Linked DNA regions of Homo sapiens: all the other regions are linked to region 3. The links are chromatin contacts, found by Hi-C or POLR2A ChIA-PET in ENCODE. All regions are on one chromosome and are shown on one strand. The core of a region is the stretch at or near the end of the contact, and the rest is flanking DNA. Distances in the headings are between cores, read along the strand shown. Region 1 overlaps DYNLT5 (dynein light chain Tctex-type family member 5). Region 2 overlaps PDE4B (phosphodiesterase 4B). Region 3 overlaps IL12RB2 (interleukin 12 receptor subunit beta 2). Region 4 holds the start of DYNLT5 (dynein light chain Tctex-type family member 5).

Region 1 (4,504 bases), core at 153-2,652, 560 kb after region 3:
GGCCCATAGAGTCTTTCTTTGCCCCTTGGTAAATCTCTGTGGAATTTCCATATAGCAGTAATTATGTATGAATTCAGGTAATAGTGGGCAGGTACGCTTTTAGAGAAAACAAGTGGGTCTATGAGGAAACATGGATGGGAAAAGATATTTGCCACGGACTCCACCTGGGAGTATAGCGGCAGGTGCAAAGATCTTTGTTTTCAAAGACTCAAAACCTCAGTGGTAATGGATAAACGTCTCTGTCAACAGGGGACTATGAGTCATTTGCCTTTGCTTTGAGTTTTTTTTTTTCCTTCACCTAACAACACTGATTGGTTTTGTTGGATAAAATATCAATACTTATCTCTTTCATTTAAGTCATATCTATGTACCCAGAAATACTCAGTGAATTTGTTAAGTCAGTAGTATACTGTATGCATCAGTGCCACCCAGTGAATTGTTTGGCATTTGGGAAACATTAGTAAAGAAAAGTAAGACAGCAAGTGTTGTTACCTTTTTGCTGAGGAAGAAACTAAAGCAACATCAAATCACTCAATTCATTAAAGTCCCTTATATTGTGCTAGAATTGAAGACAATGCCAGGTTATCAAATATCATTTTTAAGAGAATCAGTCACCAATTTAGAAGTTTAAAATAGGAGTGAGAGATAAAAGAACACACCCAACTGATAGGTGTTTTCCATCTGAACTGTAAGGCGAGAGATATCATCACGCTGACTGGGTTCTTCCATATAAGACACAGTACTCATAGAACTAAAAACAAGGGAGAAAACAAATTTTAGTCATTATTATAACAATAATAACAAAATACAATATTGCTTTAAGCTAAAATGTTACAAAGATGAAGTTTTCTCAGAAAATTTCAAGTAAGTCTTATGTAAATATCCTAGTGGCATATTGAAAGTCCAAAACATTTTAGAGATGGAAATATTAAGATGCAGAGGAATTATTTGGAGCAGGTCTCAATGTGATGGCTGAAGCCCAGGGCAGTTACCCAGGTCATCAAATTATCCAGAAAGCGATCCTGGGTTGATGTATGTGTATGGGGTAACAGTACATACTTCAAAATCCATTGCCAATCGCATCTCCACCACTGATATAAAGCCTCTCCTCAAAGTAGATAAAGCTCACAAACAGGGCTGGGGGACATATGAGGAAGCTTAAAATGTTGGAAGACAACTCTATATACACATGGAGTATTATAAAGAGTTCACTATTATATGTAGTTCACAAAATCCCTTTAGTATGAAAAAGAAAAATGAGAAACTCATCTACGTGGTAGAGGAAACCGCAATTCACCAAAACTATAATACATTAATAAGCATCAATCGGCCTTTTCAACATCGAAAAAGGGTTTTGGTTTCGTTATCAAGGCAATATGAGCTTATCCTGGTGCTAAACAGGAGACCCAAGCAAAGAGGAGGCCCCACTGTCTCTCCAGCACTACTTAATTCAACTTAGTTCAGAGGAAATTCAGCTGTAACTAATGACAGTCTCAGAATGCTGCACCCTCAATTTTCTCCACCTGTGAAAATGAACTTTAAGACAGATGTCATTTCAAAGGGGAGGATATAATAGCATGTGTGTGTGTGTGGGTGTGTGTTTGTGTGTGTGTGTGTTCAGAGTGACCACTTTTCTAAGCAGGCTATGTTTTTGCTTTAATTAAATAAAAAATAGATATTTGCTCTTAATCTTTGGGGATCTTTTTTCTTGCAAGGAATTTAAAATACTTAGTTCTACGCTGTTTGGAATTAATGAACTTCTTGCAAATCGATATTTTAAGAAAATCACGGGTAATCTATTTTTAAAAATCCTTTAATGCAATACAACTTACATGATAAATTAGGGTTTACCCACTCAGCCCAAGAAAATGATGGAAGAAATTCTGGCTGCTTTTTTCATGGTGGATTTCTGGATGAGTGACTTAATCTTTATTCTTATAACACCTGCCTTCCTCAATTTACTGCTGCCCTTTGAAGTAGCAACCAGCCTGTTTGGCCACACTGGCTGCAGGTGTTGTGGGCAATACCAAAGATGATTACTGCTGCTTAAAAAACCCAATGTTACATAAACCCCTTGATTCTAAGATAAGTCAGTCTGCTCCATTACTATATATGCTACTTTTAACTTTGTAAAACATTTCCCATAAATTATCTCATTTTACTTTCACAATATCCTTTGAGGTAAGTAAAAGATTCATTATTCTACCCATTTCAGAGATAAAGGGAATGAGGCAAAGGGCTTAATGTACATGTATAAAAGGCAGACAGATTTCAAATGTCCTGTTTACCTCTTAGTGACAAAGTCCCAAGTATGATTATAACAGACAGAATGAAAATAGGGACAATGAAATAATTAATCACTGCAATTAAAACTTACTTGCATAATACAGAAGGTATTCATAAAAACTCAATTTCTTTTCTACTGAACACCATATTAAAAATTCATGGAGAAGAAGAGGTGGTACAAAACTCAAATTAGCTGGAGTGAAAATTCCAAGACAAAAAAGCAAATAAGGATTTTTATAAACTGTCTTCACTATCAGTTACTGAAGATTGACAATCAGTGCACTTAATATTATTATCATTATGAAACTGGTAAATGTCATAAGGGCAGCTTAAAAATCCCACTGGTTGAAGATTGGTGTGCAAATAGAAAGTTTTGCAGATTGACTTTTTTTGAGTTATTGTAGATAAATTTGTTCAGTGCCCTTTTATTTCCATAGGAATCATATAAACAGTGTATGCTCATTTTACAAATTCAAAACATACAGAAAAACATAGAGAAGAAAGTAAAATTACAAAAAATTATTAACCTCAGTTGTTCTCTAACCCCTGTTAACATTAACAAAAATCATTTCAGACATTTGATTTTACATATGGGCTCATATTATAGATGCTTTAAAAAAATTTAAAATGTATCATGGATAACTTTCCATGTCAATAAATAGCAAACAATACTTTAAATATCAAGACAGTACTTAATACATACACATTCTGGATTTCATTTAACCATGTATCATCCATGCCTTTTAGGCTATTTCCAATATTCTACTATTATAAAGAAAATTATAATGAACATCGTGTCAGGGACTCTTATTTACTTTCTAAAGTTGTTCTTTCCTTCTTCCTTGGTAACAGAATCCTACATTTGTAGGAATATTCCTGTGCAGACTAAAGACAAATTCTCAGTCTCTTTTTGTGCTATTGTGGCCTATGTGGCTTATGAGTGAATGAGATGTAAGTGGAACTGTTGTGTGGAAATTCTGAGAGGTTCCTCAAAAGAACTAATGCAGCCTATAGGAGCCTGTTTTGACCCTTCTTTGTGACTGGAATGTGGATATTCCAGAGCTCAGCACTATCTTGGGTCTTGAGGTGACCTTGCAGATTACAGATAAGAAAGAAGCCTCTGAACTTCCTCTCTTCAGACTTATTTTATGTAAGAGAAAAATAAATTTCTATTTTGTTTAAACTAATGTTTATTATTATATGCAGCAGTAGATCTGATAGAAAGTCTAACTAATGCAGAGTTTGCTACCTGGAAGTGGGATGCTACAAGTAATCAATAAATCATAAAACTTGGGGCTGGCAGTGGTGGCTCACGCCTGTAATCCCAGCACTTTGGGAGGCCGAAGTGGGCAGACCACTTGAGGCCAGGAGTTCAAGACCAGCCTAGGTAACATGGCAAAACCCCATCTCTACTAAAATATATTTTAAAAAATTAGCTGGGCATGGTGGCACATACCTGAGATCCCAGCTACTTGGGAGGCTGAGGCACAAGCACAGCTCGAAAGGAAGGTAGAGGTTGCAGTGAGCTGAGATCATGCCATTGCACTCTAGCCTGGGCAACAGAGCAAGACTCTGTCTCAAAAAACAAAACAAAACAAAAACCAGTAAAAACCCATAAAACTTGGAATTAGTTTTAGAGAGGAACTGGGGCTTTGAGGAGTAAATTTTCTATATTTTGCTGGAAACCTGGTAATTTTTTTTTTTTAAACTATTATTTTAAGTTAGGGGGTACATGTGAAGGTTTGTTATATAGGTGAACTTGTGTCACGGGAGTTTGTTGTACAGATTATTTAATCACTCAGGTATTAAGCCTAGTACCCAATAGTTATCTTTTCTGCTCCTCTCCCTCCTTCCACCCTCAACCCTCACGTAGGCCCCAGTATCTGTCGTTCCCCTCTTTGTGTTCATGAATTCTCATCATTTAGCTCCCACTGATAAGTGAGGACATGTGAAGCCTGGAAATTCTTATCATGCAGAGGTAAAATAATTAGTCTATTGCTTTCTGTGCCTTGGAAGGCTGACTGTGCATCAATTAAGACTATAACATCATAAAAAAGTATAGGAAATGTTTACTTTTTAAAACCTGTATTATAAAAATCTGAGATCTGATAGTTCCCACATTAGAATGAAATGGGTTAGAAAAAGGGAGAGAACAAAAAAGAAGGAAAATGTTGAATAGAAAAAATAAGATATTTATTCCTTGAGAAAAGAAAAAAGG
Region 2 (5,104 bases), core at 903-3,402, 980 kb after region 3:
TGTTGGGATACATTGTCAATCACTTTCAATATGGAATCAGGGAGGTGGCTCTCAGCTGCAGGGCTGAAAATAAACCAAACTCCTCACCTTTCCCGCATAGTTTACTGAAGGGATCAGTGTACTCATGCAAGTCATTAACAGATGAATATCACCTTCCTCCTTCCCAGGCTTAAACTAATTCTCCTATGAGCCTTTTGCTAAGGGCACAGCAATGCTACCAAAAAACATAGTCATCTTAAGGCAACCATAAAACACACAACATGGCGAAGTATGCAAATGGAGGTCACTTAGTGTCAGAAACTAACCTAGTCCTTTAAATGTTGCTTAGCAACAACTGTTGGTTTTCCTCCTCCATAAGGGAGGGCCCAACCACACTGATGTGAAAGCAATCATTGCTCTCATCAAAAAGCACTTATGAAGGGCCCATTTATGTTGGGCTCTGTACAAACTAAGAAAGGCAGACATGGCCTTCAAGGAGCAGACGGCGGGGGGTGGAAGGGTATCTTTTACATTCTAGTATATGTAGAGTCCAGTTAGTATGACTAGTGTTTAACTGTGTGATGAGACACATTAAGAAATAGAATAGATATGAATTATGTTTGAAGTTAAGCCTGAGGAGACAGTTGAGGAGCTAGGCTTAGTTGGGCTTTCAGCATCTGACTCCCACATGGGAGTGTTTCTGTTGAGCCAGAGGCAGCCACAATGTAGTAGACAAATCTTGACTTTTCATTCTCAGCTCTCACTCTCCTGTGTAGTTACATCACCTCTCATGTGTAAAATGAGAATGATCAACCCTAACATTTCATACTTGTATGATAAATTCTGTGGCTGCCTCCTACAGTTTGGACACATTATTTACCAGCAACCAAGACTTCCCAGAAAACAAAACTCCCTCTACATGACTGAGGAAAACAACTCAAATTGAAAATGCTTCAGACCATAACAAAGGAAGGGAAGCATTTATCATCCCTCAGAGTTTCATAGTGTAAGACTTTTGGAATCTATTTATTAAGTTACACGTTTCATCCAGACTCGAAGGTAAAATAGCTCCTGGGTAAAACTGTGTCCCAAGGAGTTACTGGATTGGAAGGAAATGGGCATTATTTACTTTATTAAATTCAGTAGAGAAATCCACAAACAGGAACACATTATTTTAAAGATAAATGTGTCTCTACCATCTCATGTACACAGATACTATTTTCCCTAAGAATCTGCCTTCACAGGAAAACCCTGTTACAGCCTACCTAGAAATAATGTCCCCAGAGGAAATGGCCAATGCCCCTTTTCAACACAGACAAGCAAAATTTGTGAATAAACTCTAATAAAAAATTCCTCCGATGCCTTCTTAAGCTTATGCCCAACATTAGATTCACATACACTGCTAGAAATTGCTTCTATTTTTTGAAAAGGGAAGAAGGTATATTTTCTAGATATGTGATTTAATATTATTGGCCTAGAATATACCTTTTCTATAAAATTGTCTGATTTTTGGAATAAGTTCCTTTAATAGTGAAAAGTTATTTTAAAAGTAGAGAATAGGTAATAAAAGCTAAAATTCAATTACACTTGATAGGAACATTTTGTTTGATGGCTTCAATTTTTCTTTAGTTTTAACACTGCATACAGAGATTATTTCTTCTGAGCCAGTTTCTTCTGAAGTGATAGGACACTTCTTCACTTTTCTATATTTCTCATGGGAGAATTAGTTTGAGCTTTATGCAAAGATCCGCAGGCAAGATAGGCACTATCTTGGTAATGAGTTCTTAGTTAAACTAATCACATAGGAGGAGTGAACTGGAATGATCGCAGGCTCTTCTCAAATCTAAAATTTGGGGATTTTATGTTTTTGAGAATAAAACAGTCCAGAATAGTGATAACACAGGAAGCTAGTATAAAGCCCATGAAAGAGCTTCTTCTAAGACTAATTTAGGCCTGTTGAGGGTGACCTGAAAATCACTTAGGAGTGACTCCTAAGTGATTAAAACTATTCTTCACCCTATCAAAGACTAGCTAAAGCAGGTACCTTCCTCTCATGGATAACCTCAGGATGAGGTCAGTAGGAGAAAACTGTAAGAACAGAGAATAAAAAGGTGTCAAAGAGAGGAAGGCAGCCCCAGCAGTTAGTTACTCTTGTGGGTGGCCGTCTACGCAGGAGCCCAGCTGTGAGACAGGCGCCTTATTGTGTGGGATCTTCCTGTTTTTGCAGAATGAAACAACTGCCGAAGTCATTAAAGTCACAATGACTTTATTAGGGACTAACTTTTGACTCATGTTTTATACTTTGTTAGTCATAACTTAAAAAGAATTCCCGGGCATCAGGAAAGTGAAGGGGCTGAAAATTCCTCCTGAAGGCACAGAATGCCTTCAGTGCATTCTGTGCCTTCAGTGGTAGAAAGAAGTCGAAACTGCAGTGGTACAGTTTAGTGAGAAATGAAGTAAACAGAGTCTGTCCCTGTCTTAGCTCTGGCCCTAAGCAAATATGTAATCTTGGGTAAGCTGAATTAACTTCTTGGGGCTCAGTTTCTTTAGTGGTAAAATGGCTAGCTTCTAATCTTCCTTTTGACTTTCAGGAATTTTGCATGGGAAGAAATGAAGACCCAAAGAAGTAAAGCAAATCTAAGTTTTAAATGAAAAAGAAATAAACAGAATGAGGGATATAGTGTGCTTGTCTAAAACTCCTTATGAAACTAACAATTTCCACAATTCTTAACATTTCAGATTATTTGACAATGTGCATCTCATCTCTTCCCTCCTTTTTGTGTTTCCCTATAAACTCTACCAATCATTTGAAACTTGATGTCCAGTTTCTTTATTGACAGGTTTGTCTTATTTGAAAAGCAAGTGCAATTGAATTGAGTTGGTAACATGGTCAAAGAAGTAATAATGGACATGCAATTGTCCATTAACGTCTGCTTAATCAGCTAGTGTTCCATAATGGGTCATCTTAGCAAACAAGTTCTGCTGTACTAACATCTGCAGCAAACCTTTGGTGTGCCAGGGAACAAACACAGTGAGATCATTCTCACTGTCCATGTGCCAAATCAGAAAGAAACTCTTCTAAACATGTTAGAATTGAGTGCTTCTTGTCTTAACTGCTCAGCAACGTAGTAATCAATAGGTAAGTATACAACGAAAAACAAGCATGAATATATCTACCATTATTCTGCATCAAAAATTATGATGAAGCAACAATAGAATCAATTCTACTTGCTAGTTAGAGGACAAGTCTCTGCTCAAGTGACATATTAAAAGGCAAAGCAGGGAAAAACCATTAATGCCTTCATACAGAATTGAAAAATATCAAAAGATCAAACAAATTTGAATATAGCTGCTCTATAACTAATCTCCTAAATGAGATTAGGGCTTGAACAGCTCCCCAAATTATTACATATTTCTTCCTATCTATCTAACCCTTTTCTGCTGTCCATTTTTCTCAGAATTTCTGAAAACTTCTCAAGAGATGATATAACACACATTATTGGAACACTAAAAAATTGACGTTTCCTAGACCCAAAGTGATTCCCATAAGAATGTTTATAGCAATTTCTCATGATCCAACATTCTCTCAACTCTGAAAGTTGCTGCAGTGATGTAATCAAATGGACAAAAGATACTGTAACTATTTATACCTAAAGACTGATACATTCACTATGCATTTTAAACTATATATATAATATTTATAAACTATATTATGTTTCCACATATATAAGGTTGCCAGATTTAGCAAATAAAAATTCGGGGCACCTAGTTAAATTTGAATTTCAGATAAAGAAGAATTTTCTTTATCTTTTTTTTTTTTTAACTGTAAGTATGGTCCTGATATTGCATGTGCAAATAGCCTATGAAGAGATTGGATTTCCAGGCCATACACTCATTATATATGTTAAGTTTAGGGGCACTGTATATTTTTAGATAATTTAAACTTTTCAAAATTTTCTTTTTGACAGAGGACTTTTCTTCCAATGAGAAACGTAAGACCTAAAACTGTTCCTGGAGCATCACAATTTCATTTCATATACTTGATCCTTCCCTTTTAATTTGTCTGTTAATAGAGAAAGACAAAAAAAGGAACTTTGAAGATTTGAGATGATGATCTGATAATTAAATTTAGCAGAAACCTTTTTCAACAGATGACAAAAATCATCATAGTAACTGAGAAAAATCAAGGAATCAAGGTACATTATTCAGTCACTCTTTTGTTTTTCCTTTTAAGCCTTTCTACAACTTTTTCTGTACAGGTATAACGGCTAATATTTAACTGAAAGCTTCTAGAGTCAATTCTAAGGCCACAGGGCATTAATATGATTCCAAAGTAGATGACAAAGGTTTATTTTGAAACATTTCGCAGCTAGAAGCTCTACAACTTATAGTATTTTTCAGCAATCAGAACACTTACTGTGGATCAGACCCACAGACCATCCAGTCTAGTGTCCTTTCCTGACTAGTGAAAAATAACACCTATGTTTTAGGACCTTCATATCTGACATGAAAGTAGTTACACAGAACAGGGAAACTACCACTCAAATATTATACTTTCTTTTCATAACCCTTACGTATTGGTCATGATTCTCTTTAAGAAGTTAATTCCATTTTCAGTCTATAGTACCTCTTAGGTTGTTTTAAATCCTGCCTTATTGAAGTTTCTAATATTTTTTGCAGCTACAAAAATCTATCATAGCTTGTTTTTGAGATTATTACTCTACCCCTTAAAAATACCATGTAGAATACATTGTATTTATTATTAATTGTATTGATTTCAGCTAGTGACTTTCATACATCCCTTGAGGTAAAAGACAATGGAATGCTTCAAAACCTGCCTTGGGAATTGCCACTTCTAGATTAGCGATTTCTCAGGGCTGGGACAGCCTATTAATCTGGCAATTTTCAAGATCAACTCTAGGGCCTATCAAAAAAATAAAAGAAAGCTTTGGACTACATAGATCTATCCTTTCCTTCCCTGAAAGCATATATATTATTATCTGTTTTGATATTTCAGTAATCCCTAAGCTAGAGTATGCACCGGCAAATTGAGGAAAATTTGTAACAGGTTGGAGGTTTGCACACATAAACTATTAACTAAAACTATAAAAGATGAAAATAGTTT
Region 3 (4,671 bases), core at 1,132-3,631:
AAATATGAGAAATGGAAGTCAGATGAAAATACTTTGTCTGTAAAGGAAAAAACTGTAGGGTTAAAGTGGAAGAAGCCACCAATATGAAAAAGAGATGACCTTGCCTCAGACTTCACCGAGCAAAAGGAAGAAATCAGATGGAAATTCCCTTCTTTTTCCACCATGAAAACGTTCAAACTCCCCCAACCAATTCCCTAACACAGCACTGTTAATGATGTCCCAGTGGATGAATCATCCCTACTTCCATCACGGTCCAACTCTTTAGCTAGAGTTCTGGACCCCGCTCCCTCTTGCTTTATCAAAGACATCTCTCCAGTCATTATCCCCACCTTCCCTGTGTCATTAATTTCTCCTTCTCTGCTGGACTCTTTTCATCCCCTTGCAGATACACTGTATTATCTCAGATCCTAAAAACAAAAACAACAAAAGATTGATATCTCTGCTCTTCTTCATATAACTTCTTGAAAAGAGTTCTGAATTATCATTCCTTCCTTCCAAGATAGGTGCTGAGCTTAGAGGAGAACAAGTGAAGGAGAGAAGGGTTTAGGGACTGTTACTGAATCTTAAACATAACACTTTCCTGTTAGTGAAAGTGTCTGATATAAATCTCTTTAGAAGAGAAAAGAATCATTCTCAAGCCTCAAGCAAAAAGACACAAATATGATGCTTTCGAGTATAGCTAGCTTAGGGGTCAGCAAACTACGGCCCATGGGCCAAATCTGGCCCTCTGCCTGTTTTAATACATCCTGTAAGAAAATGGTTTTGATAATGGTTGAAAAGAAATCAAAAGAAGAATCCGGCCGGGCGCGGTGGCTCATGCCTGTAATCCCAGAACTTTGGGAGGCTGAGGCAGACAGATCCCAAGGTCAGGAGATCGAGACCATCCTGGCTAACACGGTGAAACCCTGTCTCTACTAAAAATACAAAAAATTAGCCGGGCGTGGTGGCGGGGTGCCTGTAGTCCCAGCTACTCGGGAGGCTGAGGTAGGAGAATGGCGTGAACCCGGGAGGCGGAGCTTGCAGTGAGCCGAGATCGCACCACTGCACTCCAGCATGGGTGACAGAGCCAGACTCCGTCTCAAAACAAACAAAAGAAGAATCCTTTTTAGTGACATGTGAAGATTACATAAAATTCCAATTTCAGCATACATAAATAAAGTTTTGTTGGAACACAGCCATGCCTGTTTGTTTAGGTATTGTCAATGGCAGCTTGCATGTGACAATAGCACATTTAGCAGTTGCGACAGATCGTATGATCCGCAAAGCTGAAAATATTACTATCTGGACCTGTAGAGAAAATGTTTGCCAATCCACCAAGCTTGACTGTTATCAAATGTTTGCTATCCAAAATAATCTCTAGTATTTAATTGTTCACACCTATCTTATCTTGGCAATATTTTTAAATTACAAATGAGTGCATGAATTTCCTAGCTTCTCAATGTGGGAAGAGGTGGCTGCAGCTGGTAACTCTTCATTTTCTCCCCCTTTAGGGATTATTCACCCCTCACCCTTGCTGTCACCATGATGGGGGAAGGTTTCTCCTTTACCACTCTGCCCCTCCAAAGTACGAATGAACATGCAACGATTCCTTTGTTAGCTGTAATAGAGTTGAGCAAGATCACAAACTGCAAATAAGACTTTTTAAAATGGCGGATTAACAGACAGAGACATATTGGTAACATAGCTCTAAGGAATAGCTGATTAATCAGTATTTTGGCATCTCTTCCTGGGTGTTCTAAGTGGTGAGAGATCACCTTCCCTCAATACCTGTGCATGTTCTCAGGCATGTCTGGACACCTTGAGCTCAAATTCAAGAATGTTTTCCCACTACAAGGAAAATGTGGCTGCTCTCTTCCCAGTGTCACTATCAGGCCTGCCTTTGATGGATGCTGATTTCAAGACTGTTCTCTTAAACACAGCAAAGTAGTTTCTTTCCTCCTATCCCTTACTTTTCGGTCATTTAAAAAGTGTTTTTCAGTGATAGGAGCTGAATTTAATGACATAGTAAAGGGCCCTATGGAGTAAAGGAAGCCCTAACCCACTGTTCAAATGATATAAACAACTACACCAATCCACCCGGAGATGTTACATTTCTCTCAATTTTGAGAAGCAAAGGCTGCAAAAAGGCTGACTCTGTTGTAGAGTCATTCACAGTTTTAGAGAGTACCTAAAAAAAAAAAAAAAAAAGCTTACTATTAATTTTTTTTAAATGCCAAGTTACATATGAGTACACATTGAAAGGGTTAAAAGGAAGACGTGTTAAAAAAAATTCACACCTTTTACGTTTACATCAGTTGGTGTTTCATAAAGAAACTGATGACAGAAACAGCGGGTAAGGGGTGAAAACCAAGCAGCCTAGAGTAAGAGAAAAAAGACCTACAACAACCCACAGAAAAATCAAACATAGAAAAGGGAGATTCAGAGACAGAAAGGAAGCCAACAGAGCTTGGTAAAGGTGGTGTATCTCAGAGTATGGGTTTCTCTCTTTATGAATACCTTCAGTGACTGAATAAGCCAGCTTCCTAGGTTCAATTCATAATCATCCATGAGTTCATAACCATAATGAGTTGCTATACTCATTGTTATGATGGTGGTTTATTTTATAGGAAATAAGAAAGTTACTGTGCTGCCTTGAAGGAATTTTAATTCAAAAGACAAACACTTTTTAAAAAAGAAAAGAAAAACCTTTTCACACATCTCTAACTAGGTCATTATCATATGTGAGTAAGAATGACAAGAATTCACAAGCCCAGAGTTTCCCTAGTTTATAGTTTAGCTTAATGTGATATAACTTAAATATTTTTCAGACTACTTACTACCTTGAACTTGGATATAAAATATAGCCCATTTTCAGAAGTTTTATCTGTACCACATATATAAACAAAATCTAATTCATGAGATAGTCTTTAAAAAAATTACTTTGACTATATATAATAAAACGATATTATGAGTAAGCTCTGGATTATAAAAGTAACAACCAGAGGGCAAGTGGTTCAACATTAAGAGATTTTATTATAAAATGAGTGGTAATAAATTATCATTTGTTGGATAAATTCACTTTTAGACAATTTTTAAAATATATTCTGTAATCCCAGCACTTTGGGAGGCCGAGGCAGGTGGATCACCTGAGGTCAAGAGTTCGAGACCAGCCTGGCCAACATGGTGAAACCTGTCTCTACTGAAAATAACAAAAATTAGCCGGGCATGGTGGCGCATGCATGTAATCCCTGCTACTTGGGAGGCTGAGGCAGGAGAATCACTGGAACACAGGAGGCAGAGGTTGCACTGAGCTGAGATTGTGCCACTGCACTCCAGCCTGGGTGACAGAGCAAGACTCTGTCTCAAAAAAAAAAAAAAATGCAATTAATACAAGAAGTAAGGAAGAATATAAGATTATTCTATGAATCATATATTAGGTATTATATTCTGCTAAAGGCCCTTCCGTTCCTTGAATGTCATTGATGTATGATTGCTAAGGATCATCAGTTATCAAAAGCCATTAGTAGCTCACAGAAAATAAATGCAACTTAATTATGAGGCTAGTTTACATGCACACATATCCATAAATTTCACAAATAAGAATTTAGATTTTGCACGTTAATGTTACAAAAGCTCCAGATAATGAACAATGGATTATATGCCAAAAAGTTTTTCTCTGAGTCAAATTTATATAAATTATGAAAGACTCTCTACTATATCACTAAATGAGTGCATTTATTTATTTATTTATTTATTTATGAGATGCAGTCTCGATCTGTTGCCCAGGCTGGATTGCAGTGGCACAATCTTGGCTCATTGCAACCTTTGCCTCCTGGGTTCAAGTGATTCTCCTGCCTTAGCCTCCCGAATGGCTGGGATTACAGGCACGCACCACGATGCTTGGCTAATTTCTTGTCTTTTTGGTAGAGATGGGATTTCACCATGCTGGCCAGGCTGGTCTCGAACTCCTGACCTCGTGATCTGCCCACCTCAGCCTCCCAATGTGCTGGGATTACAGGCCTGAGCGACCATGCCGGCCTAAATGAGTGCTTTTAAAAACTAATATTCAGATGGCTATTTCTTGTGTCTCCAAAGATTTAATATTGGCATAAAGTTTACATAGGCATTTTTGCTTCAATAAAATATTTTCTTATACTTCAATAACATTCCCTTCCCAATAATTACTAAAAAAGAAAAATTCATCAGACTGAAAAACACATTTGATATCCTTTTCATAGTTATGGGTGGCCAGGTGGTTCTCATTTGTGCAGTAAATATCAAAGGCTTGAAGTACAGTGTTATAATATTTGGACAAGAGAGGATTGCTGGATGCTAAATTTTATTTTGAAATATGTGTCTCCAGAGCCTACTTTCTTTCAAGCTTTCCATATGGCTTATTGAGCCACATTACTTTTCATAGAATCAAAAATATAAAACATATGAAGCTTTAACAAGAAATGAGATTAATTACTGGTTATAGCTCTGTGAAATAAGTTACTGAGATAGTAAGAGAGATAAGTTATAACCAAGCATTATAACCAACATGACTGATAGCAAACAGGAGTAGAACTTACCCAATGTTAAAAATTTCCTTGCAACACAAACATATTTCCTTGAACAGTTTCAGCACTTAAGTTAATATAAAAATTAACTTGTTAACTAATGCAGTCATGCTTTTTGATTCAGCACCAG
Region 4 (5,114 bases), core at 1,062-3,561, 580 kb after region 3:
GCGCCCATGAATTTCCTTTCGCCAAAATTCATGATTACTTAGAGAAGAAATACTCCCTCTTTTCTTCCATGAATGAGCTGCTCTGCCTTTAGCATTGTCTGACATCATCATAACCTATGGAAGAAGACTTTTGTAAAATAGCAAAAGAAAGATCCGGAAACATTTTAGTTAGTATAACAGGGACTAATCTCAAAGTACACAGATAGTTTTCCTACCATTTTTGAACAGGAAAGTGGGGTTTCCTCAAGAGCAATATATAGAATTTGTTGTTATTCTGATCAGTGAAACTGGAACTATGATAACTCTGAAAATGCTTATTTATGCAATAGTATAATTATTTACATAAGCAGATATTAAGCTATAGCAAAAATGCTTAGCTGATGAAGACGGAGGTCATTGACAAAAGATATGCATGTATAGCAGAAAGATGCTATCCTACATCAGAAACCAATATTTGTATTGCCCCCCAAATGTAACCATAATACAACTTTGCTAATTAATATTTGCTGTCACTGTTATATTTTATTTTTGAGACAGGGTCTTGTTCTGTCACCCAGGTTGGAGTGCAGTGGCATGATCATGGCTCACTACTGCCCCAAACACCTGGGCTCAAGCGTTCCTCCCAACTCAGCCACCTGAGTAGCTGGGACTGCAGGTGTATGCCATCAAGCTGGGCTAATTTTTAATTTTTTGTAGAGATAGGGTCTATGTTGCCCAGGCTGGTCTTGAACTCCTGGGATCAAGCAATCCTGCTTCAGCCTCCCAAAGTGCTGGGATTACAGGCATGAGCCACTCTACCTGGCCTATTTTATTATTTTAGAGACAGGATCTAGCTCTTGTTACCCAGGCTGGAGTGCAGTGGCATGATCATAGCTCACCGTAACTTCAAACTCCTGGGCTCAAGCGGTCCACCCACCTCAGCCTCCCTAGTAGCTAGGACTACAGGCCTGCACCACCATGCCTAGCTAATTTTTAAACATTTTTGTAGAGACAAGATCTTTCTGTGTTGCCCAGGCTGGCCTTAATCTCCTGGCCTTAAGTGATCCTCCTGCCTTGGCCTCCCAAAGTGCTGGAATTACAGGCATCAACCACTGTGCCTGACCCACCATGACTTTAAAAAATAAAATTAGGGGTAGGGAGCTAGAAAATAAATAAATAAATAAAAATTAAAATTAACCTTGCTTTCCCAAAGATTTTTTGTTGTTTGTTTTGTTTTCTCGAGCAACATTTACATAGTTTGTAAAGAGCAAATAGGACTTAACTTTTAAATAAATAATTTATTGGAAAACTCCCTCCTTCCTACTAATACTTGTTAAAAAGCTGGTAGTAGCAATGGACTTCCCAGAACTTGGACTATAACTCTAATAATGCCCTCATTGTCTACCTACAAATTTAAGTATTCATTTAAATTATTTCATAATCTATAAATGTGAGAGCCCCGATAAGGAAATACTGTGCTAGACACCAAAGCATAAAAATAGAAGAGAATCCATGCCTTCAAGGAGCTGGCAGTTGAGTAGGTAGGGCACACAAGAACATACCCTAAAACCCAGTGGCATCAATGTCAGAGCAGAGGTGCTGTGTGTGGGTGAGGCAGGCAGCGTGGTGTGTGTGTGCACGTGAGTGTGAGCGTCCTTGAGTGTGTACCTGTGAGTGTGCATCTCTGTGTGTGCAGGTGCCTGTGTGTATAAGTGTGTCTGTGTTCGTGTGTACGAAGGTGAGTGTGTTTATGAGTGTGGAAAGACACACAGCCTGATTAGGTGGGTCATTCAGGTTTTGCTGCAAAGCCACATAGACCCATCTCGGCCTCAGCTGTTTCCAAAGCTGCCCTGCAGGCCGCCCCCTCCCCAAGAAAGGCCAGAGTTGGGACCTGGAGGTCCTCATGGGTGCGGCCAGCCACAGGAAGACCGCCCCGGGTCAGGGGATGACCTTGCTGGCCGGCTCTGCGTTGGCCATCACTCTTGAAGCCCAGCCCCCAGCCATGCAATGGGGCAGGGGACGAACCGTTGGGACCGACTTTCAGTTCCCAAATTTGGGATCATTTTTTCTTATGTGTTGGGGAGAGGAGGAATAAGGTGGCGGAGAGATCGGGGCCAAGTAGGGCCATTTCTCAACAAAGGGCCGATCCCTTGCCCCCTATCCTTCCTTTGGGGTCCAGACGCGCTGCAGAGAGAGGCGACCCTACCTGCAGCAGGGAGGCTTCGCCCGGAGCCTCCCAGACCTCCGGCACTGCAGACACTGCGCGCGGCGCGGCTCCCGCGTCCCAGGCTTCATTCAGCCGGCGGCCGCCCGCGCACTCTCCCTGGACTCTGAGGCCGGTCTCCAGGGTGACCTCAAACAGAGCCCTCGGCCCTCCCCGGCCGGACTTGGCCGCTGAGTGGCCCTCTGAGCTGCCCTAAGGATGTAGAGGATCTCATCTTCACTGCCCACTGGGGGTCACTCTGAGCCGGGCTGCGTCCTGGGTTGGCGGCGAGCTGGAGGGGAACTGGTTCATTGTGTAGCGAGGAAGACATTTGGGACTAAAGACATTTGCACCCCTAGGGCCCCTCATCAAGTTCCTTTTCCCGCAGACATCAGGGGCAGGAGTGGGAAGTGCTGCGGTTTCCTAGCACAGGAAATCCGAAGCGCAAAGACAAAGTAAAGTAGCCCTGCCCTTTTCCCGGCTCCTAACGCTGCTTCGCACGTTCCCCCTCCAAGGCACAGGCGGTGGAATGTGGAGGTAAATGAGCACTTACATTGGCCAGATACCCCAGATACCGACAAACATTGGGATTTAGTCGTCCCAATAACTCTGTCAAGAAAGGAATGTTTTCCCTTTAAAGGATTTGGAAAATTGAGATTCTAAAATGTTAAATAATATGCCCAAGGCCCCTGAAACTCATGGTCTTAACTCCAATGTGTTACAAACCGGGCTGGGTTCCTTCGCTTTCCTTAACAAGACTCTTCTGAGCCTGTTAATGTCTAAGAAGCTTTGAAATGAGGCTGTTTGGGGTTGAGGACCTACCTGCTGGTATGAATGGGCTTTTCCTCTTCTTCAGCGACTATCCCCAGCCTAAGCCTGGTTTGGGCCTCCCCAAACCAAAAGCAAACAAAATAAACACTATAGGGACCCTCCTGTAGTGGGCAATCATTGGAAGCAGAAACAAGATGCCTCCAAGCATCTAGCCAAGGGCATGGCTCTTGATGAGTGTCCTGCTGGAATTAGCATTAGCTGACAGTAATACATTGGGATTCCGGTGGAGCACAGTGTTAGGATAGTGTTGGAAGAAGAGAAATAGATATTTTTGCCCATCCCAATCTCTACTCACAGAAAGATAAGAACAGGAAAGGATTGTTGATTGAATATCTACTATGGACTAGATAGGAACTGCTAGGTGATGAATAAACATTATCTCATTGAATTTGTTCAGTGACTATGACATAGGGGACATTACTCTATTTTTTTTTAAGATAAGGAAATGTAGAATCGTTGAGTAACATGCTCAAGTCGATATTTAAATCACAGAGCTGAAATTTGTCTAACTCTTAACCCTTGACCTTTGACAGACCTTTGGCCCACCATCCCTACCCTAAACATGGAATGAAGTTTTCCAGAAATGCGGGTAAAATTTTAAGAGGCTGACAGCAAAAGATATTCACAATTCAATTTATTTTCATATTTTTCATTTATTTTCCAGAAAAAGAAATCACATTTCAGTAACAACTTACATATAGAATTAAACTTTGTTCTGGAATGGGAGCCCTAGTTGCAGTAACGTGTCATAATAAATAATTGCATATTCAGGATTTTGTGAAATAGGTGATTGGGAAAATTATGAACAAAAAACATTTACAAAAATTATTATTTACAAAGAGTGATATCCATACTATTTCTAACTTATAAGGCAAGTAATGTTAAGATGGTCTCATGATTATCTTCAACAAGTCAATTACACACTTTCCTGTCACCATTGCCCAGCAGAGAGCTTTGCTGCAATTCTGTGAAGGAGCAAGTAAGTCTTCGCTTCCGTTGTTGGTTTTCTCTTGAGCACAGCATAGAAGCAGTAAAGCTTTCATTACAGACTAAGCAGTAATGGCTGTCAGAAAAAAGTATACTCTTTTGAAATAGACGTGTAGGAAAAAGGCTGGGAATCAACATTTTGACTAAATTTTGAAAGTATCTTGAGTATTTTAATTCACAGTTTTGTAAGTATTTTATGCCCAAGGTATTTTTGTGAAATTATGTACTTAGTACAAGATTAAAAAGAAATTTAGTGTATTTTTGCTACATAGATCAAAGAGAGCTCTAAATAAAGGCTACCACCAAATCAAATTACACACAGCATTTTCCTTAATTGACAGGATTTCATTACCTATAGAAACACAGCAAAATCTTTCTGAGATTCCTAGATTCTTGCATTGTTCAAGTTTAAAAAAAATCAATGCCTTACATGGCCACTTAGTAAGAATGAAAATTAATATCCGAGTATTTAATTCATATGATCTTTTACTATACAAGTGAAAAACAAACAAAAACTCTTTTTAATCGAAAACAATAGTGTTCAAACAGCTTAAAAAGCCAGCTGTATACATTACTGCTTGGCCTGTGGTGAAGCTCTGTTCATAGATAAGATTAATATATCATCATATCAACACTTGGCTTTTTCAAGAAAAATTATTCAGCAGCAATTTTCCAATTCCCCTTAGACAGAGAGGAAAGAGACACACACACACACACACACACACACACACACCCCCACACACACACAGAGAAAGAGAGAGAGAGAGAGAGAGAATATGAATTAGATAGGAGCCAATCTCTTTCATGTATGTCCATTTAACAAAGCAAGAACTAAATTCTGACCTGAAAAATCAACACAGCTATATGAATTATCATTCTAGCAACTTGAAAAGGGAAAAAAATCTGACTTTGGATCTTGGGACAGTGGTTCTTGTGATAGTTACTTGTTGTATGATTTAAAATACCTTAGAGTGATGGTGAATGAATAACATCAAGCATTTACTTTGCGAGAAAAAAAATTCATAAAAGTAATGTAAAACTGAATGAGCGAGATGGAATTAACATTTGTATGATATACTCATTCAATGGAACGTTTAAAAATTATAAATGGCTT

Evidence for each region. Hi-C counts contacts between places; a loop is a spot of excess contacts on that map. ChIA-PET counts read pairs that join two places held with the same protein, here RNA polymerase II (POLR2A). Pooled maps may share reads with other maps.
Region 1: a pooled map shows a loop between it and region 3 (4-fold over the local background). The contact joins two enhancer-like sites. A Hi-C loop is called at or near these places in 1 of 168 maps with a recorded cell type or tissue (MCF 10A), 7 of 37 single-sample maps with no recorded cell type and 11 of 50 pooled maps. POLR2A ChIA-PET finds 5 or more read pairs at or near these places in 1 of 52 experiments (GM10248).
Region 2: a loop to region 3 is called in a pooled map, with 2.9 times the contacts of the local background. The contact joins two enhancer-like sites. A Hi-C loop is called at or near these places in 3 of 50 pooled maps. POLR2A ChIA-PET finds 5 or more read pairs at or near these places in 2 of 52 experiments (activated T-cell and activated naive CD4-positive, alpha-beta T cell).
Region 4: a loop to region 3 is called in a map with no recorded cell type, with 2.5 times the contacts of the local background. The contact joins the promoter of DYNLT5 here to the enhancer-like site in region 3. A Hi-C loop is called at or near these places in 1 of 168 maps with a recorded cell type or tissue (MCF 10A), 13 of 37 single-sample maps with no recorded cell type and 9 of 50 pooled maps.

Annotation. Positions count from the first base shown.
Region 1 is chr1:66,766,634-66,771,137 of GRCh38, reverse strand. DYNLT5 (dynein light chain Tctex-type family member 5) reads right to left here. Exons shown (of 5, transcript NM_152665.3): 3 at 660-751. Among named protein-coding and RNA genes, the nearest start is that of DYNLT5, 16 kb to the right of the region's middle. Within about 2 kb of position 1,402, at least 2 of the 41 ENCODE cell types and tissues checked have a DNase peak (open chromatin) inside an H3K27ac peak, as active enhancers do.
Region 2 is chr1:66,347,364-66,352,467 of GRCh38, reverse strand. All of the region lies in intron 8 of PDE4B (phosphodiesterase 4B), which reads right to left. Among named protein-coding and RNA genes, the nearest start is that of SGIP1, 180 kb to the left of the region's middle. RefSeq lists enhancers at 448-497, 508-597, 2,190-2,239. Within about 2 kb of position 2,152, at least 24 of the 41 ENCODE cell types and tissues checked have a DNase peak (open chromatin) inside an H3K27ac peak, as active enhancers do.
Region 3 is chr1:67,330,906-67,335,576 of GRCh38, reverse strand. The region is part of intron 8 of IL12RB2 (interleukin 12 receptor subunit beta 2); the gene reads right to left. Among named protein-coding and RNA genes, the nearest start is that of IL12RB2, 25 kb to the right of the region's middle. Within about 2 kb of position 2,381, at least 4 of the 41 ENCODE cell types and tissues checked have a DNase peak (open chromatin) inside an H3K27ac peak, as active enhancers do.
Region 4 is chr1:66,749,656-66,754,769 of GRCh38, reverse strand. It overlaps DYNLT5 (dynein light chain Tctex-type family member 5), which reads right to left and starts at 2,311. Exons shown (of 5, transcript NM_152665.3): 1 at 2,186-2,311; 2 at 1-114. The coding sequence starts at 111. It overlaps SGIP1 (SH3GL interacting endocytic adaptor 1), which reads right to left. Exons shown (of 25, transcript NM_032291.4): 25 at 3,631-5,114.